Regions from separate parts of the Homo sapiens genome. Here region 2 is linked to region 1. Evidence: read pairs that join two places in POLR2A ChIA-PET (ENCODE). Cell type or tissue: Panc1. All regions are shown on one strand. Links, peaks and the distances in the headings refer to the core of each region. The heading gives the core; the rest is flanking DNA. Region 1 overlaps SIK3 (SIK family kinase 3). Region 2 overlaps SIK3 (SIK family kinase 3).

The links. ChIA-PET counts read pairs that join two places held together with the same protein. Peaks named below come from ENCODE experiments on the same cell type or tissue, not always from the same donor. Only the 100,000 strongest peaks of a DNase experiment are listed, where the experiment ranks them.
Region 2: POLR2A ChIA-PET joins it to region 1 with 14 read pairs; 6 of 35 experiments call an interaction of 5 or more read pairs at or near these places.

The regions. Positions count from the first base shown.
Region 1 is chr11:117,003,385-117,019,271 of GRCh38, reverse strand. The region is part of intron 1 of SIK3 (SIK family kinase 3); the gene reads left to right. It also overlaps the pseudogene RNY4P6. Among named protein-coding and RNA genes, the nearest start is that of SIK3, 87 kb to the left of the region's middle. RefSeq lists an enhancer at 7,781-8,433. In Panc1, for the core only: no CTCF peak of the experiment used is centred there; a DNase peak (open chromatin) is centred at 7,891.
Region 2 is chr11:116,939,126-116,955,012 of GRCh38, reverse strand. It overlaps SIK3 (SIK family kinase 3), which reads left to right. Exons shown (of 25, transcript NM_001366686.3): 3 at 906-969. Among named protein-coding and RNA genes, the nearest start is that of APOA1, 110 kb to the right of the region's middle. RefSeq lists a silencer at 6,465-6,524. In Panc1, for the core only: no CTCF peak of the experiment used is centred there; no DNase peak of the experiment used is centred there.

The DNA.
Region 1 (15,887 bases), core at 3,498-11,497:
GAGGTGGGTGGATTGCCTGAGCTCAGGAGTTCGAGACCAGCCTGGGCAACACGGTGAAACCTTGTCTCCACTAAAATATGAAAAATTAGCCAGGTGTGGCGGTGTGCACCTGTAGTCCCAGCTACTTGGGAGGCTGAGGCAGGAGAATTGCTAGAACCCGGGAGGTGGAGGTTGCAGTGAGCTGAGATCATGCCACTGCACTCCAGCCTGGGCCACAGAGTAAGACTCTGTCTCTAAGGGAAAAAAAAAAGTTACAATAAAAGCCAGGTGCAGTGGCTCACCCTGTAATCCCAGCACTTTGGGAGGCCAAGGCGGGTGGATCACCTAAGGTCAGGAGTTCAAGACCAGCCTGGCCAGCATGGTGAAACCCCTTCTCTACTAAAAATACAAAAATTAGCCGGGCATGGTGGCAGGCGCCTGTAATTCCAGCTACTCAGGAGGCTGAGGCAGGAGAATCACTTGAACACAGGAGGTGGAGGTTTCAGTGAGTTGAGATGCACTACTGTACTCCAGACTGGGTGACGGAGTGAAACTGTTTCAAAAAAAAAAAATAAATAAAATAAAATAAAAACAATGATACAATAATTCAGTCTTGTTTAGAGTTGCCATTTTCTGAGTGTTCTGGCCATAGCATTTCTTCTTCTTGCCTCCTTCCCAGCAACATTTGCCCACTTGCTGTGGACTGCAGTTAATTAGGCTGGTTTGGAGCTCTTTCCTTCCTGTTCCATTTGTGTTACACCTAAAGCATCTCATGAAGATGATTTAGATTAGTTCCTGCCATCAAAGATAATCCAGTTTAGGATGAAGTCAACAGTATTTTAAGGGTGGAGTTCTCTTTTGGAACTGTCATTTGGTCAGAATTAGTGAATGCTGTTGTAGAGCTGACCCCTGCACAACACAGGTTTGAGCTGCGTTTTTTCTTTTTAAAACAATCCACTTATATGTGGATTTGTTTTCATCCCAATGCTGATCAAAACAGTGGTATCTGCAGGATGTGAAACCTGTCTGTACAGAGGGCCAACTTTTTGTATATGCAGGTTCCTCGGGGGACTGCAGGACTTGAGTGTGTGTGTAATTTGGTGTACTCAGGGGTCCTTCCTGGAACCAGTCCCCCAGTATACCGAGGGACAACTGTGTTGAGATATCAGCTGCGGGTTTCCCCCCAAGCTGTTACTCAATTTTCACATTATCTGGGGTTTCCTCTGTTCTCATATTACCCCCGAAGATTTTATACCAATTTAGGGACATCGTGTTTTCCAAATCCTAAATGAAAAGCAGGATATGAAGTGTTCGTATTTTCATGTTCTATGGTATTTCCTCTCATGCTCGATTTATTTATATCTAAAATCATGTCATGTAATAGTATATTAATAATGCTATACATTTGGTACTTTGCCATTCATAAAGTGTTTTTACAAATATTGTTTAATTTGAACCTCATGATAAGCTATCTAGACAGGTATTTTCTCAGACAGATGAGGAAACTGAGATTTATAGAGATTAATTTGTTCAATTCCAAGTAGCTAATTGAAATCCATACGACCTTTCTCATTTATAGGATTTGTAGATCCTACCTCCTTTAGGTGCAAAGGAGTTGTATAACCAGTTTTTTTTCTACTAGAATGATGACCTAATCAGGAGTAAATGACTTTTACTTCATGTGTGACTTCTTCATACTCACAGGTACTTTGATTCTTTCAATGTGTGTTACACCAATTTGATAGTATCTTGCCTTAAAAAAACATTTGTTTTATTGAATGTTTACTATGTACTAGGCCTGTGCTTAGCACTTTCAAAAACCTTTTTGTTTTGAAAGAAAAGAGGTATACTGAAAAGTGTATAATAAAATACACAGCTTAATGAGCTGTTATAAATACTCCTATATACAACACACAGATCAAGAAATAGAACATTTTTAGCATGCCTAGGAGCCAGCTTTTTGTGTGCTGTGTCCAATCAACATGCTAACTTTTTGATATTCACTTCTTTTTCTTCTTCTTATTTATTATTATTTTTTTAGAGACAGAATCTTGCTCTGTCACCCTGGAGTGCAGTGGCATGATTATGGCTTACTGCAGCCTTGGCCTCCTGGCCTGAAGTGATTCTCCCACCTCAGCCTTCCAAGTAGCTGGGACTATAGGCACGTGCCATTGCACTCAGCTAATTCTTTGCTTTTCTTTATTGATTTACTTCCTAAACAAGCATCTTTAAACAATATAGTTTGCCTAGTTTTTAGCGTTATATAATTGGCATTACACAATATGTATTCTGTTGTATCAGCTTCTTACATCCTGTTTTATATTTTTCTCTATTATGTGTAGCAGTAGTTTGTTCTTTTTCATTGCTGTATAGTATTCCACTGCATGAATATGCCACTATTTCTTCATTCTATTGTTGGTGGACATTTGTGGGTGTTTTCCTGTTTGGGGATACTATGAATTTGCAGCTGAGAACATTTCCTCACCCTCCCAGCTTTATTGACGTACAGTTAACAAAATTTGTGTATATTCAAGGTATACGCCATGATGTCTTGATAGATATATACATTATGCAGTGATTACCATAACCTAACTAATTAACATAAAGAACATTATTTTATTTTTTAAATTAAAACAATTTTTTCGGAGACAGGGTCTTGCTGTTTTGCTCAGGCTGGTCTTGAACTCCTGGTGTCAGATTATCCTGCTGCCTCAGCCTCCCAATTAGCTGGGATTACAGTCATGAACCACTGTGCTTAGCTCAAGAACTTTCTTATGTGTTTATTCTGGCACATCTCAGCACATATTTGTGTTGGGGATATACCCAAAAATAGATAGGTCATGGGATTCCTTCCTTCCTTCCTTCCTTCCTTCCTTCCTTCCTTCCTTCCTTCCTTCCCTCCCTCCCTCTCTCCCTCCCTCTCCTTCCCTCCCTCCCTCCCTCCCTCCTTCCTTCCTTCCTTTTTTTTTCGCAGAGTCTCTCTCTGTCGCCCAGGCTAGAGTGCAGTGGCGTGATCGCGGCTCACTGCAAGGGCCGCCTCCTGGGTTCGAGCGATTCTCCTGCCTCAGCCTCCTGAGTAGCTGGGATTACAGGCATACACCATTACACTAGGCTAATTTTTGTATTTTTTGTAAAGACGGGGTTTCATTACATTGGCCAGGCTTGCCTTGAACTCCTGGCCTCAAGTGATCTATCTGCCTTGGCCTCCCAAAGTGTTGGGATTACAGATGTGAACCATGATGCCTAGCCAGGATTTCTTTATCTTCAGTTTATTAGCTACTGCCCAACTTTTTTCTTTTTTAAAAGCCAGTCAAATTTAGCAATGGGGGGTTGTATACCAACTTTAGTGACACTAAAGTTAATAAGTTCTGATAACCCACTACCATAGGACCAGCCTGTCAAACATTTTTCTAAAGTGGTTGTAGGCTGGGCACGGTGGCTCACGCTTGTAATCCCAGCACTTTGGGAGGCTGAGGTGGGCGGATCACCTGAGGTCAGGAGTTCGAGACCAGCCTGGCCAACATGGTGAAACCCCGTTTCTACTAAAAGTACAAAATTAGCTGGGCATGGTGGCACATGCCTGTAATTAGTTTGGGAGGCTGAGGCAGGAGAATCACTTGAACCCAGGAGGCGGAGGTTGCAGTGAGCTGAGATTGTGCCATTGTACTCCAGCCTGGGCAATAAGAGTGAAACAACGTCTCAAAAAAAAAAAAATTAGCTGGACATGGGGTTGTATGTCTGTAATCCCAGCTACTCCAGAGGCTGAGGCAGGAGAATTGCTTGAACCCAGGAGGTGGAGGTTGCAGTGAGCCAAGATCGTGCCACTGTACTCCAGCCTGGGTGACAGAGCGAGACTCTGTCTCCAAAAATAAAAAATAAAAATAAATAAATAAAGTGGTTATAGCAGTTTAAGGTACTCACCAGCAGTATAGGTGAGTTCCCATTTCTTCAGATCTTCTCTAACACTTGCTGTTGTCAACTTCTAAATTTAAAATTTTAAAATTTAAATAATTAAATTAAAAATTCCTAATGTAGTAGGAATATAGTGGTATCTCATTGTGGTTTTAGTTTGCATTTCTCTGGTTAACAATAGGAGCACCTTTTCATGAGTTTATTAGCTGTGATATTCAAGTCTTTTGCACATTTTTCTTTTGGGTTATTTGTCTTTTATTGACTTGTGGTAGTTCTTAAAAAAATTTTTTTTAAATTAAAAACTTTTGTGTATTTTGGAGACAGGGCCTTGCTCTTTTGCCCAGGCTGGAGTGCAGTGGCGTGATCACAGCTTGCTACAGCCTCAACTTCCTGGGCTCAAGTGATCCTCCTGCCTCAGCCTCCTGAGTAGCTGGGACTAAAGGTGCACACTATCGTGATCGGCTAATTTTCATATTTTTAGTAGAAACAGGGTCTTGCCATGTTGCCCAGGCTGGTCTCAAACTCCTAGGCTCAAGCCATTCACCTGCCTCGGCCTCCTAAAGTGAGAGATTCCAGGTGTGAACTACCCACTTAAAAATCGTTTTAATTTAAAAAATAAAATGAAAAGAATGTTCTTCATGTTAATTGGTTAGGTTATGGTAATCATTGCATAATGTATACATCTATCAAAACATCATGGTGTATGCCTTGAATATATACAAATCTTATTTGTTAATAAATTGTTGAGGAAATACCTGGCCGGTAGTTCCCTCTATATTTTGGAGATGAGCCCCCCTTTTTTTTATTGTACTTGTTACAGATATCTTTTTTCCCCTCTGTAGCTTGTCTTTTCCCTGTTAGTTGTGTCTTTTGATAAATAAATTCTTAATTTTAATGTTGTAATGAAATTTAATCTTTTTTTCTGTATGATTAGTGCTTTCTGTGAGTTATGACATAAAGTCATAAAGATAATCTCTAATATTATCTTCTAAAAGTTTTATTGCTTTGCCTTTCACATTTAGATTTCTTAAGGGCTAAAATTATTAGATAACTAGGTATTAGTTGATTATATGTAATTAGTAAACAAATATTTATTGTGACTTCAGCTATGTAGAAGAGTCAGTGGTAGATACTAAGAGATGTAAGACTTGGTTCCTGCCCTAAAATAATCAACATTCTGTTTGTGTAAGTAAGGCCCTTGGCATCAGCACGATGTAATAGAAAGAACACTGACTGGACTGGGCCTGGTGGCTGATGCCTGTAATCCCAGCATTTTGGGAGGCTGAGGTGGGAGGATCACTTGAGCCCAGGAGGTTGAGGCTGCAGTGAGCCGTGAGTACAACACTGCACTCCAGACTGGGTGACAGAGCAAGACCATCCTGTCTCAAAAAAAAAAAAAAAAAAAAAAGAAAAGAAAAAAAGAAATAAAACACACACACACACACACACACACACACACACACACCCTCCCCCCCCCCCCCTCAGAATCTGGAGACTTATATCCATGTCCTTTTGGGGACCTGGCTGTGACACCACCTTTGTGATTTTAGAAATCTCCTTTCCTTCTCTGGGTCTCAGTTTTATCAGTAAAATAAGGGATTGGCTTAAGTATGTAGTTCTTGATTTTGGTTCCTCAGATTGATAAGGGGTCTGAGTAGATAGCACTGGAAGCATTTTTTTTTTAAAGCTAAAAGTATACATTTTTAGCCATGGTGATGCCACACAGGTTAACCAAAAAATAAAATATCTTTGCTTTTAACTGGAGTCGTGTGTCCTTTCTGTGTGAGAACTGAGTTTAACAGCTTTGATTTACAATAAAAGTTTTAACTTAGTTTTTCAAAAAAATACACTTCGTTTATTGATAATCCCAGTTTGGTATACAAAGTTTTTTTATGTTTTTTTGAAATGGAGTTTCACTCTTGACGCCCAGGCTAGAGTGCAGTGGCACAGGCTTGGCTCACTGCAACCCCTGCCTCCTGGGTTCAAGTGGGTCCCAGCCTATCTAGGATTATAGGCGTGTGGCACCATGCCCTGGTGATTTTTTGTACTTTTAGTGGAGACGAGGTTTCACCATGTTGGCCAGGCTGGTCTCGAGCTCCTGACCTCAGGTGATTTGCCCACTTTGGCCTCCCAAAGTGGTGGGATTACAGGCGTGAGCCACTGTGCCTGACCTTATACAAAGTTTTAAATAACATGGCCTTCTGACTTTAACTTAGAAACCAAAGAGTGGTAGGAGTAGGGGGAAGGTATTAAATAACAGAAACTATCTTTGGTGATTAAAAAGTTGGGTACCTACTATTCTAATAACTTTTAAGGGCTCTTCTGTAGGTTAGTGTAAAAGTAATTGTGGTTTTTGCCATTAAAAGTAATGGCAAATGGCGGGCGCTTGTAGTCCCAGCTACTCGGGAGGCTGAGGCAGGATAATGGTGTGAACCCGGGAGGCAGAGCTTGCAGTGAGCCGAGATCACGCCGCTGCACTCCAGCCTGGGCAACAGAGCGAGACTCTGTCTCAAAAAAAAAAAAAAAAAAAAGCAGTAATGGCAAAAAAAAAAACCCTAAGAATTTCAATATATTATGAGTCAGTGAAAATATAGTATTTGTTGTTTTGTTTCCCTAAGTGCCCAATTGAGAGATCTGGACAATTACTATTATAGAGATTGTGAGGATGGACAGAGAACCTTTTGTTGACTGAGGTAGTCAAAGAAGGAAGGCTACCAGGGTGAGCTAGGATTGAGCAGTGAGAAGGATTGTTTCTATGTATGGAGAAAAATGGGAAAGAGGGAATTGTGGACAGAGCAGTGTAAGCAAGGATACGGAAATAGCAAAGTACAGGTCATTTTTAGGGACAGAAGATGAATCAGTTTAGCATTAGAAGATGATGAAAAAGTAGTCTGAAGTTAAAGTATGGAAAGCCTTCTTCAAACATAAGGTCAAATACAGCTTTGGAAAAGTTAACAGTTACAAGTATGATGGTGTAATGAAGATTCTAGTTCTTCTGTAAGCCAAGCAGGGGCCATTGGCTTTAGGATGCCCTCTATGCTCCAATATAATGGTGCTGCCTGGCATCATTGAAAACATTAAAAAAACTTTTCTAAAAAGTATTTGAGGACTGGGCATGGTGGCTCATGCCTATAATCCCAACACTTTGGAAGGCTGAGATGAGAGAATTGCTTGAGTCCGGGAATTCGAGACCAGCCTGCAACATAGGGAGACCCTGCCTCTACAAAGAAATAAAAATAATTAGCCAGGTGTGGGGGTACATGCGTGTAGTCCCAGCTACTTGGGAGGCTGGGAGGATCACTTGAGCTTGGGAGATGAAGGCTGCAGTGAGCTGTGATCATGTCATTGCACTCCAGTCAGTGATAGAGTGAGATCCTGTTTCTGAAAATAAAAAGTGTTTAGGGGATAACCAGATTGGGCTTGTATTGATAGCCAGACCGCCAAGCAGGAAACTTTATGTATTTATTTTTTAAGAGTTGGAGTCTCTTTCTCTCTATTGCGTAGGCTGGAGTGCCACAGTCGTTGGGACTACAGGTACTGCCACCATGCCTAATTAAAAAAAATTAAAAGATGGGGTCTTGCTGTGTTGTCCAGGCTGGTCTTGAACTCCTGGTCTCAAGCAGTCCTTCTGCCTCAGCTCCCCAAGCTCCCAAGGGAGTATAGGCGTGAGTCACCATGCCTGGCCAGAAACCTTATTTTGTGGTAGTTGTTCAGCTATACCTTGCAGAATTTTTTATGTGAATCCTCAGTAAATCCCAAACAGCTTCTCTCAGTACTAACACATGGCTGATAAATGGTACTGAATTCTTTGTAAATCTCACCAATCTCAACAGAATTTCTGGTTCGGGGTAAAAAAAAAAATTTCCGTTTAATTTCTGTAGAAAATAACCACTCAGAATCCACTCTCTGTTATGTGTAACAATGGACAGAAATTTTACTGTTGTTGGTACAAAACAATGACTCATCCCAAATCATCTCTTGGAATTAAGAATGTAATCGTAATACACTCATACTCATATGTACGTGCTCAGACAGTCCCTTTCTGCCTTTCTTTTTATTACCCCTTCTCACTCCGCTGTGGTTTAGCTTGACTAATCTATTTGCAGCACATCAGCATCCTTAATGCAGAAAGTTTGCAGCTTCTGTTTACAGGGGGAAAAAAAAAGGAGTGTGGAGATTGCAGATTTCATCTCTTTTTTCTTCTTTTAAAATTTATAATTTCCTTTTTTCAGGAGGAGGGTGATTATTTTCGTTTTTGTTTGAGACAGGGTCTCACGCTGTCCCCCAGGCTGTAGTGCAGTGGCGCAATCTTGGCTCACTGCAACCTCTGCCTCCCATGCTCAAGCGATCCTCCCACGTCAGCCTCCTGAGTAGCTGGGACTACAGGCATGCGCCATCACACCCAGCTGATTTTTGTAGCTTTTGGAGAGACAGGATCTGTCCATGTTGGCCAGGCTGGTCTCGAACTTCAGAGCTCCAGTGACCCAGCCACCTCGGCCTTCCAAAGTGCTGGGATTACAGGTATGAGCCACCGTGCCTGGCCTACATTTTGTCTCTGACATTTCTCAATCTAAAGTATATGTATATGTACATTTATACATATGTTATTTACATATATTTTTTTCTTTAAAAAATTATTTTTTGGTGGACTGAGTCGCTTTAATTAAGACTCAGTCATTTTAATGAAGTGGGGTTATTTACTTTGACCTTCCTCCCCAGGAAATAGCACTTAAATACTTAAAGGAAAAATTAAAGAGGACCAAGGCCATGGTGGCAGGGACTGGGAGCATGGTGGCCATACAGCCTGATAAGCCAGCAGAGAAGAGTCCCACAGTAAACTGACACAACCCTGGTGATGTAGGTGGTTTAGGCACAGAAAAAAGGAAAGTCAGATTTGAGTACCCTCAGCAGGCCTTGTACTGGTCACCCCCAATACCCATGAGAACACAGCATCCTAGTCCTCCCTGGCTTATCGGTGCTCTCCACATGGGGGATACCTGTCACAGCTTTTATTCCAGGACTGGGGAAGTCACACTTTTCTGCCCACCCCACCCATTGTTTTGCAGAGAAGAATCTCTAAAACCTTCATTACTCATGCTGAAAGTGCTATAGGTATTTGGAATGGGAGAATGGGAAAGAGTAAATTCTGAATGCATTGGAGCCTTAATTTGCTGCCCTTTCTTTCCTTCCCTCTCTCATCTTCATGAAGGAGGGCCCATTGTGAATAAGGAAGAGGGGAAGCCTGTCTGGGAGAGGCTTTTTGGGTACTGGGCTTCCCAGGAAGAAGCCACTTCCCACCGTCCCCTTGATGATCATGTGACCCTTTTCTCCATGCAGCCAGAATCAGCTTCTTTGGGGATGAACTGGTAATAGATGTTGTCGTTAGTGTTATTTTTAAATTTTTAGATATTTTTTTCCAGATGCATCTTCAAAATGTAGGCTTTGGAGGTTGATAAGGTTTTGTGGGATTGGTAAGTGTTAATCTAGAAGTTGGGCAGTAAACAAGAATAGTACCTTATCAGCATTAAAACAAAGCATCTGAAAGAAATGTTTTTGAGGAGTAGTTGAATATTTAGTTGGTTAAAAATTTAGACTCAGAAAATTTTCAGGAAGGTGATAAAGATTCACTAATCATTAAGTAGGGAATCTCTTAAAGGTTTTATATTGATTTGATACATTAGAGAATGCTATAATAATAGTGTACTTTGATTGGTGGCCTATAAAGTAATTGTGCCTTTTATGGTATTTATGAATTGGTTATATTTTAAACAATAAATCTTGACTTTTGCGTCAGAGTTTCTCTGTTTTGTTTTTTGTTTTTTTTTTTGAGACCTGCTTTGTCACCCAGGCTGGAGTGCAGCAGTGCTGTCATTGCTAACTGCAGCCTCAACCTCCTGGGCTCAAGTGATACTCCTGCATCAGCTTCCTGAGTAGCTGAGAGCACAGGTGCGTGCCACCATTCCCAGTGCCTCACTTTAGGCTAAGTTTTTCATTTTTTGTAGAGACAGGGTCTTGCTTTGTTGCCCAGGCTGGTCTCGAACTCCTGGGCTCAAGCAATCTTCCCTCCTTGGCCTCCCAAAGTGCTGGGATTACAGGCATGAGCTATCATGCCTGGCCCTGCATCATAGATTTTTTTTTTTTTTTTTTTGAGACAGTGTCTCACTCTGTCGCCCAGGCTGGAGTGCAGTGGTACAATCTCGCTCACTGCAACCTCTGCCTCCTGGGTTCAAGTGATCTCCTGCCTCAGCCCCCCAAGTAGCTGGGATTACAGGCGCACACCACTACACCTGGCTGATTTTTGTACTTTTAGTAGAGATGGGGTTTCGCCATGTTGGTCAGGCTGGTCTTGATCTCCTGACTTCAGGTGATCCACCTGCCTCGGCCTCCCAAAGTGCTGGAATTAGAGGTGTGAGCCACCGCACCTGGCTACATCATAGTTTCTTAAAATCACCAACTGTTATCTATGTTTTCCTATTTTAATTAGTCTAATTTTTAATAATTTATTTCTGGGTTAGTTTCTGTACTTTTGGTAGAATTGCAGACTCACAACAGGCTTCAGGAAAGTAATTTTACCAAATGCAAGGCTATTTGCAATTTAGTTTTCTGATTCAGAAGCCATAACTCTGTGCTGGATTTGATTATTCATTATTTAACCAAACATTTTTCAAATGCCTTCCTTATTTTCTGTCTTAACTGCGTAGAATTAAGCCCATTTCCAAAAGGATTTTGAGGTAATTCTGGAGTTTGAGATTAATATTTTTAAAAAGAAACCAGAGTTCATTTTCTGCAGAGAAAGCTTTTAATCAAATATACATATAGTACCCTGTGTCCTTAATTGAATTGAGGGTTTGACTTTTCTCCATGCAGAATTCGAGTTGATATTTTTGTAGTTTAGGAGTTTTGACTTTTCTCTTTTGCCTTTATGTTAACAAACTTGTGAGTTTGCAAGGTTATAATAGAAAGAGTATATAGGGTTTGGAGTCAGGAAGTCCTAGGTTCAAATTTTAGCTTAATGAGCAAGTTACTTAATTTTTCCAAGCCACAGGTTCCCCAGCTATGAAATGGAATAATATTACCCATCTATTGGGGTTCTTGTGGGGATTAAATCAGATGAAAGTGCTTAGCATAGCATATAAATGTTAGTTTATTTTCCTTTGGCAATTATTTAGGCTTTAGGGCAAAATTGCCTACTTGTTTTGGAATGAACCCAAATTTTATGGTTAATTTTAGGCTTTTTCTTCAGTTAGACTTTTGATATGTCTAACTCCTTCCCAATTTTTTTTTTTTTTTTTTTTTTTTTTTTTTGAGATGGAGTCTCTCTCTGTTGCCCAGGCTGAAGTGCCATGGTGCGATCTCAGTTTACTGCAGCTTCTGCTACCCGGGTTCAAGCGATTCTCCTGCCTCAGCCTCCTGAGTAGCTGGGATTACATCACTATGCCCAGCTAATTTTTGTATTTTTAGTAGAGATGGGGTTTCACCATGTTGGCCAGGCTGGTCTCGAACTCCTGACCTCAGGTGATCTACTCGCCTCAGCCTCCCAAAGTGTTGGGATTACAGGCATGAGCCAGCACACCTGGGTGGCAGTGCATTTTTTAATGAGGAAGATTGAACAACTTGACAGAAGGGTGAGCTCATATTCTGAACTCTTACAGTTCATCTAATGTCAAATTTCTAGAAAAAAATTATCTAAATCTAAAAGTTAGTATGACACTCCATAACATTAATTGTGAGTCCCTGAGGGGGCAGCTATAAAGATAAAATGGAGTATAGGATCCCCCAACACACATAACACAAACGCTTGTGATTGAGTGTGCATTGGCACATGTACACCTGTGTGCTCACCCCTCCTCTCCCTTCCTTCACCTCTATCATGAGTACAGGTGTGTTGCTTTGAATTGGTGAGGAGTGGGAAAGAGAGTCCTTTTGGTGACAAGAAAGCAAACTGGTTTTATTTAGTTCACCAAAATATTGTTTTGATCCTTTTTTGTTTGTTTGTTTGTTTTGAGACAGAGTCTTGCTCTCTCACCCAGGCTGGAGTGCAGTGGCGTGATCTTCGCTCACTGCAACCTCTGCCTCCCAGGTTCAAGCGATTGTCTCACATCAGCCTCCCAAGTAGCTGGGATTACAGGTGCTCACCACCCAGCCCGGATAATTTTTATATTTTTAGTAGAGACAGGGTTTCACTGTGTTGGCCAGGCTGGTCTCAATCTCCTGACGTCAGGTGATCTACCTGCCTCGGCCTCCCGAAGTGCTGAGATTACAGGCGTGAGCCACTGTGCCCAGCCGATCCTTTTATTTTCAATATAAAACTGTTGCTGTAAGCACGAGCATGTCCAAAGGGAACACCATGGGATAGTAGTGAATTGAGGGTGATAATCCAGTTTTGAGGCTTAAGTCTGCAATTCCTGGATTAATTTGGCTGCTCTGTTATTGGTGGCTTTGCTAGGATCATTTTCAAATCACTTTATTTTCCTTTATGGTAAGTGTATTAATAGTATTTAATAACAAGATTAATCTGGGCCAAGGGCTTTCCTGTGAAAGTTACTATTTTCATTATGGGAGAAAAATAGAGCAGCATGGCCAGTGTGCATTTTTGTTATCCCATCCTTAGGTAAGTGAGTTTAGACAGCCTGAGCTAAATACCTAGATTTGCAAAAACACCTCCTACCCCCATGCTTTCCTTTTACCATTTAAAATTGTTTGTGAAGATCTTTTTTTTCTTTCTTTCTTTCTTTTTTTTTTAAACACAGAGATAGGGTCTCACTGTGTTGTTTGTTTGGGTTTGCAACTCCTAGGCTAAAGGGTTCCTCCCGCCTCTGCCTCCCAAAGTGCTGGGAATACAGGTGTGAGCCGCAGTGTGCAGCAGCTTAAGTTTCTGATCTCCCTCACCACCTCGCACTTTCACTCCTCATACCCCTTCCTTGTTTAATAGAAGGATCCTTTGTTTTGAGTAGTCTCCAAGTGGAGTATTTTGGAGAGACTTTGAATAAATCCTGGCCCAAGCCTGATCACAACACTTGGACATTGAGCTTACCTGCATTCTGCTGTTGGGTAGATATGGAATCTCTGCCCCTCTTGATCAAAGCTACATAGCCCATAAGGAAACATCCATTGAGCAGCCTTCTTTCCTTTCACTTAATCAATTTCAATGTATTGTGGTAGAGGTCTTTGTGATATTCCATTTTAGACTATATGATCTTTAGGAATGCTTAACCCTGCTGTGCCAAAGACCAGGGGAAGGCTGTGTATTCAAACTCATTTGTTCTCTGCTTTTTTCTTTTTAATTATTAGTAGTTAACTCTAAATGAAAGTATAGAACTGTTTAGTTTGAGCAAGGAACACTATTTGTTGGCCTCTGCTTTCTGTTCCCCTTCCTTCCCTTCCCTCCCTTTACTGTGGCATCATGATTCTTCCTTCCTGTATTCTTGGTCATTCTCCCAGCACCTCACTTTAGCCCTACAGTGGAGATTCTTCTGTTCACTAATAACTGCAGTGGTGTCAGTTTCAGTAGATCAGCCTTCGTCTTCCTTTGCTTGAATGGAGTGTTTAACATGCTGGATATCCTGCCTCTTTCTGCTGAAGCATCTTTCCTGGGGTCATTTTGACTTGCTGCTTATATAACTATTATGTCCTTTGGGTTTGTGATACTTTATATTATCAAAAGCAGCAAAAGATAGTAATAGAAGTAAGATTTTTATTACTCTCATTCTATGAATCAGATGTTATTATCCCATTTTAGAGATAAGTAAATTAAGAGAGTGGTTATACCTGAAGTTCCAGAGTTATTAAATGACATGACTGGATTCAAACCCAAGAGAGCCTGACTTCAAAATCTGTGCATTGATCTCTACTGAGTCTGAAGGTTACTGACCCAGTGAACCAGTCACTGTTCTGTTTCTAAGAAACGTTTAGGTTCTGGCTCTTGCAGGGATCTTTATAGTCCTGTATTTGCAAAAACACCTCCCACCTCCATGCTTTCCTTTTACCATTTAAAAATGTTTGTGAAGATCTTTTTTATCTTTTTTTTTTTTTTTTTTTTTTTTTCTGAGACGGGGTCTCGCTCTGTCACCAGGCTAGAGTGCAGTGGTGCGATCTCGGCTCACTGCAGCCTTCACCTCCTGGGTTGGCCAGGCTGGTCTCGAACTCCTGACCTCAGGTGATCTGCCCGCCTCAGCCTCCCAAAGTGCTGGGATTACAGGTGTGAGCCACCATGCCCAGCCCACATTTTGTTTTTATATTCTGAGTATTATATAGTAAAAAAGGAGAAGAGTTCATTGATACAGTCTTTTAAAAACTGATCTCAATGATATAGTAGGAAAAACACTGGATTAGGAGATAGGGGTTTTAAGTTCTAATCCTGCCTGGCTGTGCCCTTAACTAGCTGTATGAGACTAGGCAACATTTACCATTTCCTTCCCAATTAAATTGAGGTAGCCGTACTAGATTTATCTAACATGCCTTTCATTGCTCACATCATGCGACATTAAGCTTTAATTAGAAAGCTTTGGTTTTGGGACCTCTTTGTTTTCCCATAGGCTTTAACCTTGTTTCCTTTCTTATTGCCCAGCAGGAATTGGACTAGAGTTGGCCAAAGGTGGGATGAGGAGAAGAGGTAGGAATCTTACAAGAGTTGGTTGGAGTAAAGTTATTGACAGGTGGGAAGAAGTATTCCTGTGACTCTGTGGTTGTTCCCTTGTAAGATTTGAAGGAAAGTAATGAGTCAGGTCTTAATAATAGTGCCTCTATGTTATTTCCTCCACCCCATTATCTTTTGTCAGAATTGATTAGCAAAATGCACTTACCCAAGTATTTTCAGGGTCCCTGTTTGGATAGTCTAAATAACGTTGTTCTTTTTTTTTGTTTTGGAGACAGGGTCTCACTTTGTCACCCAGGCTGGAGTGCAGTGGCACAATCTTGGCTTACTGCAGCCTCGACCTTCTGGGCTCAAGCAATCCTCCCACCTCATCCTCCTGAGTAGCTGGGACCACAGGTGTGCACCATCACGCCTGGCTAATTTTTTGTATTTTTTGTAGAGATGGGGTTTCACCATGTTGCCCAGGCTGGTCTCAAACTCCTGGGCTCAAGCGATCTGCCCACCTCGGCCTCGCAACATGCTGGGATTACAGGTGTGAGCCACTGCTCCCTGCCTTTAGTTACCTTTATCAACCTATGGTCCTAAAGGTAGATTCATTGAACTTGCCTGTCAGTGCTTAAGGATCAGTCCTGTCTTAGTTCAGACAAGTTAAATTCAGGGTTGCATTCTGTCAACTTTGTTTCTAATCAGTGGATGATCAGATGATATTTGGAGAGGATTTTTAATATATGTGAATCTTATGGTGGCATTCTGTTACTTAATAAATACTTTAATTTCTTAGCTTTTTTCCCCATATTCTCCATAATTTTTGTAGATAGATGCTCAGACGAAGGCAGCAGTAGCACATGGATAATCAGAGTTTTTTGTTTGTTTGTTTTAACATTTCTCGTTAAAGTATAATGTTCAGCAATGGGGACCAATCTATACTCCTCATCTGTAGTCTGTCAATAAATAGGTTGCTCCGACTTTAAATTCTCAGCTTGAATTGTTTCTTTTTTGTGTGTGGAATTTATGACCCTCTGTGATGTTGACCCTACCTAAAGCAAGTAGAATAGCTACACCAGCAAAATGAAATACCATAACAACAACGTATGCTTATGTTTATATAGTGCTTACTGTGTGCCTGGCATGGCATTGAATAAATATATATATTTAATAAATAGAGTTGGGGTCTCGCTTTGTTGCCTACCTTGTGTTGAACTCCTGGCCTCAAGTGATCCTTCTGCCTCCGCCCCGTCAAAGTGCTAGGATTACAGGCATGAGCCACTGCTCCCAGCCAGCATTGAATATATTTTTTTTTTTATTTCATCCTGAGAACAACCTTATGAGGTACTTTCAGGTCATACTTTTATTACCCTCATTTTATACTAGAAAAATTGTGCTTTAAGATGTTAAGCAAATT
Region 2 (15,887 bases), core at 5,048-13,047, 66 kb after region 1:
GGTAAATAAAAAGTAGTATTAGAATTATCTTCACCTTTTCCTTTTTCCTTTTTAAATGTGGCTACTAGAAAAGTTAAAATAATATATGCAGTTCATATTATATTTCTATTGGACAGCACTGTTGTAGAAAGATATACAATAAGCAGAGAACAGTGTTCCTCTGGGGATTGAGATGGAGGAGATTGGGAAGAGGAAAGCCTTTGGTCTTTTGTTTTATAATGAGTGTATGTAATCATTATTACTTTTAAAAATGTTTGATGGAAAATGTAAAAAGGAAGAAAGGACTGACAACATACTACAATGAATTTTAAAAAGGAGCAACAAAGGGACCAAGACAAAACACAAATCACTTACGTTACTTTAAAAGGTTGAGTATTTTAAATTACTGTTCTCTTTTTTTCAAATAAATGGGCAGTGGAAAGGAAAGTTGTCATTTCTATAAAAAAAAGAAAGACATATGTGATTTCTGTGGCGTTCTTATGTGACTCCCATTATTTTCCCCAAAGGCTTCTTTTTGCTTTAGTTTTTTTTTTTTTGATTTGATAGGGCATTTTTGTGCTTCAGATGATTGATGTTGAATCTGAAGTTTAAGTTTTGGTTCTTGACAACTTCTTTGCCTCTCAGTTTTATGGAGCTTAAGAGATTGCAGAGACCTCATGGAACATCAAAAAGCCTATCTCTCTCAAGCAATAAATGTTTCCTACTTTTAAGAACTTGGAGGAATATCTAATTTTCCCTTTCTTCTTAATAACATTTATATTTGTTTCCCCAAAAATGTTTTAAATTTTCTTTAATCTATAGTGGTTATTAATATTTCAAATGAGAAAAGAGGAGTCATTAGTTTATCTTCCTGTATCAGCCTGTCATTTGTGTCACTGTCTGTCACTTTCCTGCCTTTGCACCAGGTTATGGAGACAGAACGGATGATTTATCTGGTGACAGAATATGCTAGTGGAGGGGAAATATTTGGTAAGTACATTTATTGCATTCTTTAAACAGCTATTGAGCACACTATGGCAAACCTAAAATAGCTGTTCAGTGCCTTTGTCACTTGAGCAGCAGTCACTTGATGCTGTTCTTCAATCCTGCCATTTTCTATCAACAAAGGCATTTTAATTTGTTTTGATTAATCTAGTAAAATCCCTTTAACACATTTGTTTCCTTAGCAAAGGTGTTTTGTTTATTTCAGTCAGGCGCTGACAGTTGAGATTAAAGATCTCCAAAAACAAGCATCCTTTCTGAACGTGGGACTTAGGGTCTTTCCTGTTTGCAGGTTTTAATTGAGGTTACCAAGTGCGACAGAACTCACACAAGTGTGTGGGCCTCTGTTGTGTCAGAAAGAGCCACTTAGAGCACATAATCTCACCCGAGTGCGTTCCTTAAACTTTGTTTAAATATAACATGTAACTATATTATTTACCATGTGTTCACAGTTCCCCTCAGTAATTCTTGTAATTTTGGGGGTTCTGCCTTCAGTAGCTATATTTTCCTCTCACACTTAGCTTTAGCACAATGTCAGAAATAAGCAAGAGACTTTGTTACTGACAAATCTGATTTTTAAGATGCTAAAAACTGACAAAACGATTTTTTTTCTAACAGTGATAAATGGAGCCAAGTAGAGTTAAAGGGTAAACTTCCAAATCTAAATTGATGTGTCTTTTATTTTTTCTTTTGGCAACTAACTACAGAGAAAAGTTTCTTTATATACTTTATTTGTCTAATTTCCTCATTTTAAAAAAAATTTATCAATATGAACACTTGCTAGTTTAAAATTTTTTAATTTTTATTTTAAACATTTGCTCCTTCCTGCACGATAAAATGTATTTAAAAGCATAGAATCACTTTTAAAATGAATCTTCTTATTAATGACTAGTCAGTTGTGGCTGCATGGATGTGTGTGTGTGTGTGTTTGTGTTTTTAAAGTTTCCCTAGCGATCTAGTGTTTTTTTGTGTGTCAAAGTATCTTTAGGGTAAGTGCTAGTCCTTTTTAAAAGAGGTATCATTATTTCTTAATTTTATATTTAATTGGCTTTGTATATGTGATTAGTTAATGTCAAAGCTAATGGTGATAGAAATTTATACTCAATATAGTATGGGAGGGGATACTTTATTTTAAAGAAATGAAAGCATTACAAGATTTGAAGGATAGCATTGTTTGTCAAGAAGGTATAGTAGGCCTTCACTATGTATGATAATTATATGCCAATCATGTGCCTTGGAGATGCTGACTCAATTAAGACACTGGTTTTCCTTTCCGTGGAGAAATCTGGTGGAAAACAGACAGGGAAATCAACATATTACTTTGAAGATGAGAATGGAAACTGTAAAACTCTGTATAGTAGAGAACAGTAGTGCAGATGGCAGTTTGGTTAACTCTTGGAGATCAGGGAAATCTTCCTGGAGGGCATGGTTATATGGAAATTTATGAACCAGAAAATGAAAGCACAAGAGAGAATATTTGGAGAGAGAGAAATAGCAGTCATGTTATTGGGAGACTATACTATGGTCTGACATTCCAGGCACATGTTATGATAAACCTGCCTTAATTAAGATCACAAATGTATACAAAGGCAAATAGAAAACTTTCATTATCTAGATAAGGTTTTTTCTTTGGACAAGGTATTGCTCTGCTGCCCTGGCTGGAATGCAGTGGTGCAATCCTAGCTCACTGCAGCCTCGAACTCCTGGGCTCAAGTGATCCTCCTGCCTCAGCCATCTGAGTAGCTGATACTATAGCTGTGCACTAGCATACCTGGCTAATTTTTAAATTTTTAGTAGAGACGGGGGTCTCACTATATTGTTCAGGCTGGAAGATACCTTTTTACAAGTTTTATTCTATAAAAAGTCAAACATCTCCCAAATCCTTGAGCTGCCTGTTAGGTATTTTATTTCATAGAACGACATTTATTGGTGGGGAAACAATGGTAATTTGGGGAGAAAAAAGATCATGTCATCTTAATGTTTGTAATAAAAAAAGACCCAAACACAGGGCACATCAATCTACCTTACTCTTTAAGAAAGCAGATTTTATTTATTTATTTATTTATTTATTTATTTATTTATTTATTTATTCTTTTTTGAGCTAGGGTCTTGGCTCTGTTGACCAGGTGAAGTGCAGTAACGGGATCACAGCTCAGTGCACCCCCAGCTTCCTGGGCTCAAGTAATCCTCCTGCCTTAGCTTCCTGAGTAGCTGGGACTGTAGGTATACACCACCATGCCAGGCTAATTTTTAAATTTTTATAGCGATTAGGTCTCATTATGTTGCCCAGGCTGGTTGTGAACTCCTGGGCTGTAGCAATCCTCCTGCCTTGGCCTCCCAAAGTGTTGGGATTATAGGCATGAGCTACTGCACCCAGCAGGAAGCAGTATTAGAGAGATCCGTTTCTTGGTCCTGGACTTCATGTGAATGTACCTCAAGGGATGAACAAACAGAATACCACTTCTGATAATGTTATTTTAAAAACAAAATATTTTAGGTTGGTGAAAAAGTAATTGTGGCTTTTGTCATTGAAAGTAATGGCAAAAACCGCAATTACTTTTGCACCAACCTATAATTATATATTGTAACACATATTATGTAATATATAACAATAGAATTTGAAATGTTATTATTGATACTATTAAGTAATATTATTATAAAAGATCCAGATGTGGAAGAAAATAGTGTATTACCTAAAGAAATTATTGAGACTGCACAGGGATAGAACTGTCTCATGAGCTCTGATTTTTAAAAATGTCTGTGTAAAAAAGATGAAAGGGGCTTAGTCAAGAAAACCTGGGCTTTGGATGTATTTAGACCTAGGTTTGAATCAGATCTCTGTCACCTATTTGCCCTTTTACTTAGAGCAAATTACTAGATGATTCTGGTGCACAGGTTCCAGGTCTGTATAAGGTAAGATCTAGAATATTTGTATTATAGTTGTGAAGATTAAATGAGATCGCATATATAGAGCTCTAGCACAGTGCTTCCTTACGCCTTCATGTGAGAGAGAGATCAACTTCTGCCGTCAAGGTGTGAGGAGCTCTGCTGACCTGCCTTGCTTGCTGAAACAAGTGAAAACTATTAAAGAAAACAAAACCCAGTCATTTAAAGTCTCTGGAAATCGTCCTAAGAGTAAGCAGAAAATGAAGGAACATTATTCAAGAACATCTGTGCAAATTCGGTAAGAAACAAAGTCTGGTCAGCAAGGTGGAAATTCCCGTCCAGGCTACTGCAGCCAAGAACGCAGGGCTTCCTTCTGTCAAAAGACAAAATTGCAAGTTTAGTTTGATGATCCCAGTTGGCTTTATTTGCGATTCTAGAATCGGACAACATTTCATTTCATAGAATAAGTGTTCCAGTAAGTTGAGCAGAAGAGTTTGGCTTATGGACAGAAGGGCTTAAGAAGTCTGAACAGTGTATTGGTTACTTTTAAACAGAACAATAGAAAATTAACCAGTTAACATCAGGTTACTTCGGGCTACCTTTTTTAGTAAGGATTAAAGCAGAGGGAACTTCATCATTGTGCCAGTTAAAGATTTTAGACTGGGCTGTTTGGGAAATTGGCTGTTATCTCTTTCTCCTGATTTCTCAGGTCAGATAACAACCTAGTTTTCGCTTTGGAACTTTAGCATGAGTGACTCCATTTTGATATTTAGTTTGGTCTGTTGGTGCCTAGTGCAGAAGTTTATTCGAAAACAATGGTCTCCTGTAATTTTTATTTGTCACTTCTCCTCAATTCTCTCCAGCATCTGAATAGCAGCTTTCTTCCCAGGAGGATTTGGACATCAGCAATTCTCATTCTGCCCCGAGCTGCCTATTGCTGAGTCCTGGAGAAGTGCAGTTAAGAGATGGGGGCCCCTTCTTCTACTCAGCCCCCACTTGTGGAACTTGATCAGGTATGCCGAGAATACTAGGACCCAGATCACTCTTGCCTTGGGTATTAAGACAGTGGTTTCACTGTCTTTTGCTGCTAGGAGAGGCAAGCTGAGAGGACCCCAGGCTGCTGTCCTCCCCCGCTCTCCATCCACCAAACTCTCAGTTCCTAGAGTGGGAGCGTCACTCAGAGAAGTTTGCTGTTGTCCCCAACCCCAGCTCCAGAGCCCTAACTCTGAGATTTTTACCTGTGGAGAAAAACAAACCATAAAACAGCTCCTAATTTCTTCCCAAAGGAACTGACTTCATTTGCAACAGGGAGTGAAGAAGTTCAAACCTGATTGTACTCTCAAGAACAGTAGAGGGAAAAGAAAAAAGAAAAAGAACAGTGGAGGTTGTGGTAAAGGACATTTGAGAAGAGATTCATGAAACAGGCCAAATGGTAGGTTTGCTAGTTCGCAGGGGGAGAACCAATGAATTAATTTAGAAAGAGCTTCTCTGGGATTAGAATGAAAATAAATCACTGGCTGGGTGCACACCTGTAATTCTAGCTATTCAGGCAGGAGGATGGCTCGAGCCTAGGAGTTGGAGGTCAGCATAGGCAACATAGGGAGACCCTGTCTTAAATAAAAACAAAAATAAAACAAAAAAACACTGATGGCAAAAATTATTTCTTCAAAGGAACCAGAATTTGATTGTATTGTTTGTAGACCAATTTGTGCCCCAGGGCATTATTCAAAACAAAAGGGCAATCAGCCAGCAACTAGTGGAGTTTAACGGCTGAGTATGGTCAGTAAATGAGAGGAAGAAAGTCCTAGCAAAAACACTGTGATCCCAAGGTAACTAACTGTAGGCATACCGAAGCTGCCTGTTCCAGAGGAATCACATTAGAGGCTGAACACTGTAAATATGGAGAAATAAACTTCACTAGAAGAATCTAGCTTTTAGCTGGGCATGGTGGCATGCGCCTGTAGTCATAGCTCCTTAGGTTATTGATACGAGATCTTTCTAACTGTGGGCATTTTACAGCTATAAATTTCTCTCTAAGCATGCTTTGGCTGCATATCATGAGTTTTAGTATGCCGTATTTTCATTTTCATTCATTTGAAAGTATTTTCTGAATTCACTTTTGATGTCTTGTTTCATTATTTATTTATTAGTGTGTTGTTTAATTTTCACATATTTGTGAATTTCCCGAATGTTTCCTACTCTTGATTTCCAATTTCATTCCATTATAGTTGGTTGTTTTTCTATCCTCTATTTCATAATTTCTGCTATAATATTTGTTATTTCCTTCTTTCTGCTTGCTTCAGTTTTAGTTTGTTCTTCCTCTTCTAGTGTCTTGAAGCCAAGCAGAAAGAAGGAAATAAAGATTATAGCAGAAATTATGAAATAGAGAATAGAAAAACAATAGAGGATATCAGTGAAACCAAAAGATAGTTCTTTGAAAAAATCGACAACATTGACAGATCTTTAGCTAGATTGACGAGAGAGAGAAGAGAAAAAGAGAAGACTGAAATGACTAGAATCAGAAGTGAAAGAAAGGAACATTACTACAGTCCCTTAAGAAACAAAAATGGGCTGGGCATGGTGACTCACGCCTATAATCCCAGCACTTTGGTATGCTGAGGTGGGAGGATTGCTTTAGCCCAGGAGTTCAGTACCAGCATGGACAACATAGTGAGACCTCATTTCTACTAAACATAAAAAATTAGCCGGATGTGGTAGCATGAGCCTGTGGTCCCAGCTACTTAGGAGGCTGAGGCAGGAGGATCACTTGAGCCCAGGATGTCAAGGCTGCAGTGAGCCATGATTGTGCCAATGCATTTCAGCCTGGGCAACAGAGCAAGACCCTGTCTTAAAAAAAAATAAAAATGATTATAAAGGAATATTATGAACAACTATACATCAACAAATCAGCTGGGCTTGGTGGCTCATGCCTATAATCCTAGCACTTTGGGGGGCTGAGGTGAGTGGATTGCTTGACCTCAGGAGTTCAAGACCAGCCTGGGCAACATGGTGAAACACCATCTCTACAAAAAAAAATAGAAAAATTAGCCATGCATGGTGGTGCACACCTGTAGTCCCAGCTACTCGAGAGGCTGAAGTGGGAGGATCACCTGAGCCTAGGAGGTGGAGGTTGCAGTGAGCTATGATTGCACCACTGCACTCCAGTCTGGGCAACAGAGTGAGACCCTGTCTCAAAAAAAAAAAAAAAGTCAGCTTAGATGAAATGGACAAATTCCTAGAAAGATACCAACTGTTGAAACAACTGACTTAAGAAGAAATAGAGGCCAGGCACGGTGGCTCATGCCTGTAATCCCAGCACTTTGGGAGGCTGAGGTGGGCAGATCACGAGGTCAGGAGATGAGACCATCCTGGCTAACACGGTGAAACCCCGTCTCTACTAAAAATACAAAAAATTAGCTGGGCAAGGTGGTGGGCACCTGTAGTCCCAGCTACTTGGGAGGCTGAGGCAGGAGAATGGCGTGAACCTGGGAGGCGGAACTTGCAGTGAGCCGAGATCGTGCCACTGCACTCCAGCCTGGACAAAAGAGCAAGACTCTGTCTCAAAAAAAAAAAAAATACATACATACATACATACATACATACATACATACATATATATATATATATTTCCCTAGCTAAAGTAAAAAATGGTGTTCTGGTTGCAAATTGATAGTCTTTACTTCATTTGACCTCTTTGTAGCATCTGAATTCTTGACTGTTTCCTTCTAAAGCTCTTAGTTTTGACTTCCACAAATGTTCAACTTCTGATTCTTCTATTGTTCGGACTGTTCCTTCTTAGTATCTTTTGCTGGGCCTCCTTTCTCTGACTGCTAGAACATGTTGACATGTTGTAGCATATTCTCTGACTTTATATATATATATAATATATAAATAATAATTATATATAAAATATATAAATAATTATATATTGTATATAAATAATAATTTGTATATAATATATTATATATAAATAATAATTTATATATAATATATTATATATAAATAATAATTTATATATTATATATATATTTTTTTGAGACGAAGTCTCACTCTGTGGCCATGCTGGAGTGCAGTGGCGCAATCTCGGCTCACTGCAAGCTCCACGTCCCAGGTTCAGACCATTCTGCCTCAGTCTCCCAAGTAGCTGGGACTACAGGCACTCGCCACTATGCCCGGCTAATTTTTTGTATTTTTAGTAGAGATGGGTTTTCACCATGTTAGCCAGGATGGTCTTGATCTCCTGACCTTGTGATCTGCCCGCCTCAGCCTCCCAAAGTGCTGGGATTACAGGCGTGAGCCAACGCTCCTGGCCTGGCTAGGGAAATATTAATAAAATGGCAGAGGTGGAGACAGATGTTAAAGAAGTGGAGGCATTGGGTGCTATTTTGAGAAGCATTGCTCTGAAGGAAAGAAGGGAGAAGACAGTAGTTTGTACAGGAAGCAAGGTTGTTGGGAGAGAGTTCTCCACGGATATCTCACATTTCTTCATGTTTCATGAGTAAGGCACTGACTGCCTTTGTTCTAGACTGTTTTCTCAAGGATGTTTATATAGTGAGCACCCTTGAAAGACAGAGATAGTATCTCCCTCCACAGCTCAAAGATCTGTTTATTGCCCAGTGTGAAAGATTCCCTAAGCTCCAAGCTCAGGGTTCCTCTCCTATAATGGACCCGACTGTGTGTGTAGGCGTCATCTGGTCCCCTTTGCAGTGCCCTGTGAAAATTAGGGCTTGGGGAACTGAAGCAAATATGTTGATGTTCATGCTGCTTGCTGTGCCGTAAGTGACAAAGTCTTTTGTCTCTGACAGAGGGGTTTCCTATCTTCTGCCATCACCCATGTAATTGTGGCAGGTTGAGTTATTAGCTTGCAGAAATGGTGAGATCTCAGACCCTCTTGATACTTGACAGGAAATAAGGAGGGGTTTGTTTTATTTTGATTCGTTTAAATATGAGACTTGATTACAGGTTGAGGTTGAAGATGCAGTAGTGGGGAAGATGAGTTTGAAAATAATTGATATGGAAAACAATCTCTAAAGCAAGATCAATGAGGAACTGAGGGATGAGCATAATTGCAAGAAATTAGCCTTGCACATGAAGAAGGATAGAAGATAAAGGATGCATGTGGGTGTAGGCAATTTTTTAGGTAGAAGAATGTGAAAAAGATGTTTCATGCTTTTCATATAATTTTCTATTGAGAGTAGCAGATTATGTTATCAGATGAATTAAGGGTGAGAGGGTAGAGACCTGGATCAGCATGGAGAAAGTGAAATTAGCTGCAGGGAGGAATGAGAGAGAGGGCAATTAAGAATAGCTAAATAAGTTGATTAAAGGCCTTAGAGATAGGAAACAGTTAACTTGTTATTCCATTATACAGAATTGAGTGATTTTTTTCCCCTACCACCAATGCTCAATTACCTGTGTGTAAATTGAATAAGACAGACAATTGGACTGATCCTGTTTAGAGTTTACAGGACATGTGCAAATGAAGAGGCAACAGGTGACAAGGGTTTTGAGGCCACTAGCAATAATGTAATTAAAGTGTGGGCTTTTGGGCTTAGGCTGAAGTGGGTTGGGAAGGCAAGTGAGACCAGGATGACTGATCTTAAATAAGAATTTTTAAAGCTGGCTGGGCATGGTGGATCATACCTCTAATCCCAGCACTTTGGGAGGCCCAGGCAGGCAGATCACTGGAGCCCAGGAGTTTGAAACCAGCCTGGGCAACATGGAGAAATTCTCTGTTATTTAAAAAAAAAAAAAAAAAAAAAAAAGAATTCATGAAGCTACAGGTCTAGATGAAGTTGAAAAGCAAGTGTGTTAGTGTGTTGGGCATATGAAGGTTGGAGAGATGAAAGTCTAAAACTACACTGCCCAACACGACAGCCACTGTCCACATGTTGCTGTTGTGCTCACGCCTGTAATCCCAGCACTTTGGGAGGCTGAGGCGGGCGGATCACGAGGTCAGGAGATTGAGAACATCCTGGCTAACATGGTGAAACCCTGTCTCTACTAAAAATACAAAAAATGAGCCAGGTGTGGTGGCGGACGCCTGTAGTCCCAGCTACTCAGGAGGCTGAGGCAGGAGAATGTTGTGAACCCGGGAGGCGGAGCTTGCAGTGAGTCGAGATCCAGCCACTGCACTCCAGCCTACGGGACAGAGCGAGACTCCGTCTCAAAAAAAAAAAAGAAAAAAGAAATGTAGCTAGTGCCCCTGAGGAACTGAGTTTTGAATTTAATTTACATTTAAATTTAAAAACTGAGGTATTATGAAAAGTTTTAGGCCAGCTGTGAGAGTTAGCCAACTACAGACTAAGAGAGCATAGTCTCCAAGATCACCCCTCACTCTGCTGTCACCTACAAGTTCAGGAAATTCCCAAAACCGGTTCAGTTTGATAAATAGCTAGAAGGATTCACAAAATTCACTGAAAGCTAATATACTCCCGGTTTGGTTTAATACAGGTAAAGGATACAGATTAAAATCAGCCAGGGAAGGAAGTGCAGAGTCCAGGAGAAGTACGAAATGCAGAACTTTTGTTGTCCTTTCCATGTGGATACAAGATATGTTACACTCCTGGTATTGATGTGTTACATTGTGTACAGAGCAGTACCCATCAGGGAAGCTCAGCCCAGCCTCTGTGTTCAGTGTTTTTATTTTACATAAGCCTGATTGATTGATTGATTGATTGCTCACATGATTGATCTGTGTGTCTCGGTCAACTGATGCTCGTGACCCAAAGCCCACACGTCAAGTCACGCTGTTGTGCAGCCAACAATGTATATCCAGCCTCTACCCTGAGACTATATGGGTGTGGCGAATCCCAGCCTAAATCATGTTATTAGACTCTCTGGCATGACCCAAGGCTCCCAGACAGAGACACTCCGAGCAGACATAACATTCCAAGAACCCAGAGACTGCTTCCCAGAAGCCAAGGGAAGGCCAGGCCTTCTCTTTGGGTAAGGCCAAGTTCTTCACTCTGCAGAGTCTAAAATATTTTTCTATTAAACGCAACTCTTATTTTGATAAAACTACATTACACCTTGGCTATAGACAACTTAGTATTTTAGTTGTGATACGCTTATAAAGTATAAAATACACAGTGGATTTTGAAGACTTACTATGAAAAAAGAAGGTACCCTATCTCATTGCTATTATTTTTATTGATTACATTCTGAAATGATCTTTTGATGTATTTGGTTAAAGTAAGTTACTGATTTTCAAAATGAGTGCTTTTTTTTTTTACTTTTAAATGTGATTACAAGAAAATCTGAAATTATATAAATGGCACACATTGTATTTTATTTGATAGTGCTAATTTAGAAGGTTAAGATAAGAGAGGGGGAAGTTTAGAATTTCAGAGTTAAAATAATGTCAAGCAAAGACAAGTTCAAGATGTGGCCATAGGAATAGTTGCTATACATTGGTAGAGTTCTAGGTCACCGGAGAGAAAGAAGGCTAAAGGAACCATGAAGCAAACTGTCAAATAAGTTATCCTCATTGATGTTCACATTCCCTAGGTGATGGCAGAATTTGAGTGGAGGGCGCAATAGACTACAAACTAGGTTTCGGTGAGTGTCTTTGATGAATGTGAAGGCAAGAGAGGCAGAAAGGGAGTATACCAGCTGCCCAAACATATGGCGTAGTATTGTTAGTGGAGACCTTGAAGAGGTTACATTAATTCCTAATCCCTGGTGGAATATTGTCCCTTTTTACCTCAAGAGGCCTGTAAAGGAATTGCTAGTCTTAGAGGAGTTGGTTGGAAAAGTGATTATCAATGGGAGGTGTTGGCCCCGATGTAAAAGCCCTGCTGCCCTTCTTTGCCCTCTTTGTCCCTCCTTAACTTTTGTGACCCATCTCAAATGTTATTCCCCCTGTGAACTCTGCTCTGATTTTGCCAAATAGCTAATTACCTTTTTTTCTTCACTTTGAACATACCTCTCCTATAGCACTTTTTGAAGTAATTTTTTTTTTCATTTCTAAGTTTGTCTTTTACTGGTAATTTAGACTCTGGTCCATTTCTTTTTCCTTTGACTATTTTCCAAGGGGCTTGATTGAATCCATGAATGTGGTGCCCACAGATAGAGAGGGAAGACTATATATGCTGAATTCAATCACTTATCACCACCTCCATAACTACCAATCTGGTCTAAGCCACCATCATGTCTTGCTAAGATCACTGCAGTAGCCTTTAAATAGTCTCTCTGAATCTGCCCTGACTTCCCCCCCGATTATAGCTAGAAGGATTCTTTTAAAATTCAAGTGGGACCTTACCACTGAGCTACTTCTGTTGGCTTTCCCATCTATTTGGAATAAATTTATAATTCCTACTATAGCCTATAAGATTATATAATTTGGTCTCCTGCTGTCTCTCACCACAGCTCCTAGCACTCTCCTCCTCACATCGGCATCTTTCTTTTTCATTAAACCCTTCGCTGTGCTCCCGCTTTAAGACCATATATTCCATTTCTTCTTCCTGAATTACTCTTTTCCTACATATCCACATGGCTGTCTCTCCTGTTTCTTGCCAGTCTCTTATCAAATGTTATCTCATTAGAGAGGTGTTTGCTCACCATGCTGTCTAAAATCTCATTCTTCCTACTGGCCCATTGCTCTGTAGTCTCTGTCTTGCTTTACTTTTCTTTTTGGTTTTTATCATGAACTGACATATATTTATTTGTTTTTTTACTGTCTTGAGTCAATAAAATTTACGTGCCATTAAAGACTTTGTCATTTTTGTTTCCTACCAAATCTTCAATACTCAAAATAGTGCCTACAGGGAATGCATGTTCCATAAATATTTATTGATAAGTTGAATAAAATACTAAGTGAATGAAAGAACATCACTGGATTGCTGATTATGGCGTTTAAGTTTTATTCATCTGTGTCTTCCTTGTTTAATGTAGTGTCTAACATATAGTAGGCACTCAGTAAATGTATTTCATTGTGTCATAATGAAATATAACTAAGTCAAGCATGGAATTTGCATGTTATTTAATAACATCTTAGTTAAATGAGTTTTTGACATGGGGAAAGCACCTTTTTTGGGTAACTGTATAGAGAAAGACATATTGAAGATTATGAATTCTAAGCAGTGTAATAAATAGACTTCAGTAATTGGTTATTTCATGAATATTTACTACTCATTCAATTGACTTATCCAGTTTATTTTTGCATACTATTCAGCCTTATATTATGAAGGAGCAGTGATGACAGTGTGGGTTTATTTAATGTTACAAACAGAATTGAGAAACTGGTTAGTTTTGTAAACCACTAAATTTATAATTTAAAACTTCCACACTCTGATATCTTTAGATATATATCCCCAAACTTCCTATTTGAGACCATGAAGTCATAAATCCAGCACTTTATCAAGCAAAATTTCCTGAATACCAGGCAGAACTCATGGGCATTTAAAACAAATTACTAATTTAAGAGGAGTCTGTTGAAATGTGTATGATTTATTATGAACATTCTCAGTGTCTTAAAAATAATATTTCTTAATGGTGCCAACATGTATGGAACCCTGAACTTCTCACAAAGCCATTCATTTATGCCATAGGTCACTCAAAAACTATTAGGACAGAGGATCAGAAAGACTAACTTGCATAACCATTGTGTACAAGATACTGTGTTAAGTGTTTCACATAGGTTATTTTATCTTGTGACTGCCTGGAAGTTCAAGAATACAACACATTTGTTTGAACACTACTATGTACTGGTTTGTTGTGGCTTTTTTTTTTTTTTTACATGTTTTTATTTAATCCGCAGCATCCTTTATGTCTTCACAACTAAACTACCATTTTCCCACTAGTTTATTTACTCCTTTGATTATTAAAAAAGGTATTTTCGGCCAGGCGCGGTGGCTCACGCCTGTAATCCCAGCACTTTGGGAGGCTGAGGCGGGCGGATCACGAGGTCAGGAGATTGAGACCATCCTGGCTAACATGGTGAAAGCCCGTCTCTACCGAAAATACAAAAAATTAGCCGAGCATGGTGGTGGGCACCTGTGGTCCCAACTACTTGGGAGGCTGAGGCAGGAAAATGGCCTGAACCCAGGAGGCGGAGCTTGCAGTGAGCCGAGATTGCGCCACTGCACTCCAGCCTGGGGGACAGAGCGAGGCTCCGTCTCAAAAAAATCAAAACAAAACAAACAAACAAACAAACAAAAACTTAGCTATTTTCTAAGGGTCTCCTAACAAGCAAGTAACCATGCTACTGAACTTTAGTCACTCTGAATCAAAATAATTGACTTGTATTTATTTCCCTAATTAATTTCCCATTTATTATTATTCATTTTTTGTTCTGTTTTCTTAATATCAGATATGACTAACATTTATTTTATTTATTTATCCTTTTTTTTTTTTAATGCCCCCACCAGGAGTGTGCAAGTGGAGAGATGCATGGATGAAGGAGGGGAGCTGGCGGGGGTGGGTCTGTGACCAGCATTTATATTGTAACTGGCCAAGATGTATGAGGAAGCCACCTGTGCTTTGACCTCACTTTACACTAAAACATTCATTTATAGTCTGATCATCCAGTCATTTCTACCATGACATAAAAATAAGAGCCCCAGAGAACAAATCAAATTATTTTTGCTGTATTGAGTATATATAAATCCCAAAGGGCCAGGCATGGTGGCTCACTTCTGTAATCCCAGCACTTTGGGAGGCTGAGATGGGCAGATCACTTGAGATCAGGAGTTCAAGACCAGCCTGGCCAACATGTTGAAACCCCGTCTTTACTAAAAAATACAAAAATTAGCTGGGCGTGGTGACACACGCCTATAGTCCCACCTACTCGGGAGGCTGAGGTACAAGAATCACTTGAATATGGGAGGCAGAGGTTGCAGTGAGCCAAGATCGCACCACTGCACTCCAGCCTGGGTGACAGAGTGAGACTCTGTCTCAAAAAAAAAAAAAAAACAAAAAAACCTTAAAGGAATATTTTTGCCTGGCTCCTACATTAACATTTACTTTCTCTGAAAATCATAACCCTGTGTTTGTTATTATCCAGTGTCTACAAACAGCCCAGCTTCTATAGTTAGGTAAAGTAAATTCAATATCAGTTGTTCTTTCATAATCAAAACAGAAGTCTACAATGCCATTCTTACATACAACAGCATTGACAGTAATTCCTTACTATCATGTAATAGCCAGGGCATGTTTAGCTTTCTGCAGATGTTTCAAAACATCTTCTTATAGTTTGTACAAATTACGATGCAAGAAATCCATACATCCATTGAGTTGAAAAATGTCTAAATTTTTTATAATCTAAATTTTTAAATAATCTGTGACAACCTCATCTCTTCCCTACAAACATTTACTTTTTTTCTATGCTATCTATTTATGTAAGAAACTGGATTGTCTTAAAAAATGTCCTACATTTGGAATTTGGCTGATCATATATTTATTGTGTCATTCAACATGTTCCTGTAGTTCAGTGTTTCTTGGAAAGTGGAAGTTATATTTAGGAATTTGCTTAGTTCAGTTTTTGGAGGGGAAGCAGGAGTGCTCCATAGTTTTTTATTGCATCACTTCAAGAGTTGTATAATATCTGATTTTCCCACTTTTAGTGATACTTAGAATAATCTTCAGGTATAGTTATTGTTCACCAAATTGATCCTTTATAAAGTTTCCCATCAGTCTTTTACGTAATGTTTTATCTACTCCTGTCATTTAGTTGCCTAGCTATTTCATTAGAAGTTGCAAGGCCGGGCTTGGTGGCTCACACCTGTAATCCCAGCACTTTGGGAGGCCGAGGCAGGTGGATCACGAGGTCAGGATTTTCAGACCAGCCTGACCAACATGGTGAAACCTTGTCTTTATTGAAAATACAAAAATTAACCAGCCATGGTGATGCACACCTGTAGTCCCAGCTACTTGGGAGGCTGAGGCAGGAGAATTGCTTGAACCCAGGAGGCGGAGGTTGCAGTGAGCTGAGTCCGCGCCATTGCACTACAGCCTGGGTGACAGAGTGAGACTTGTCTTAAAAACAAAACAAAACAAAAAAGAAGTTGCAAAATGGTGAT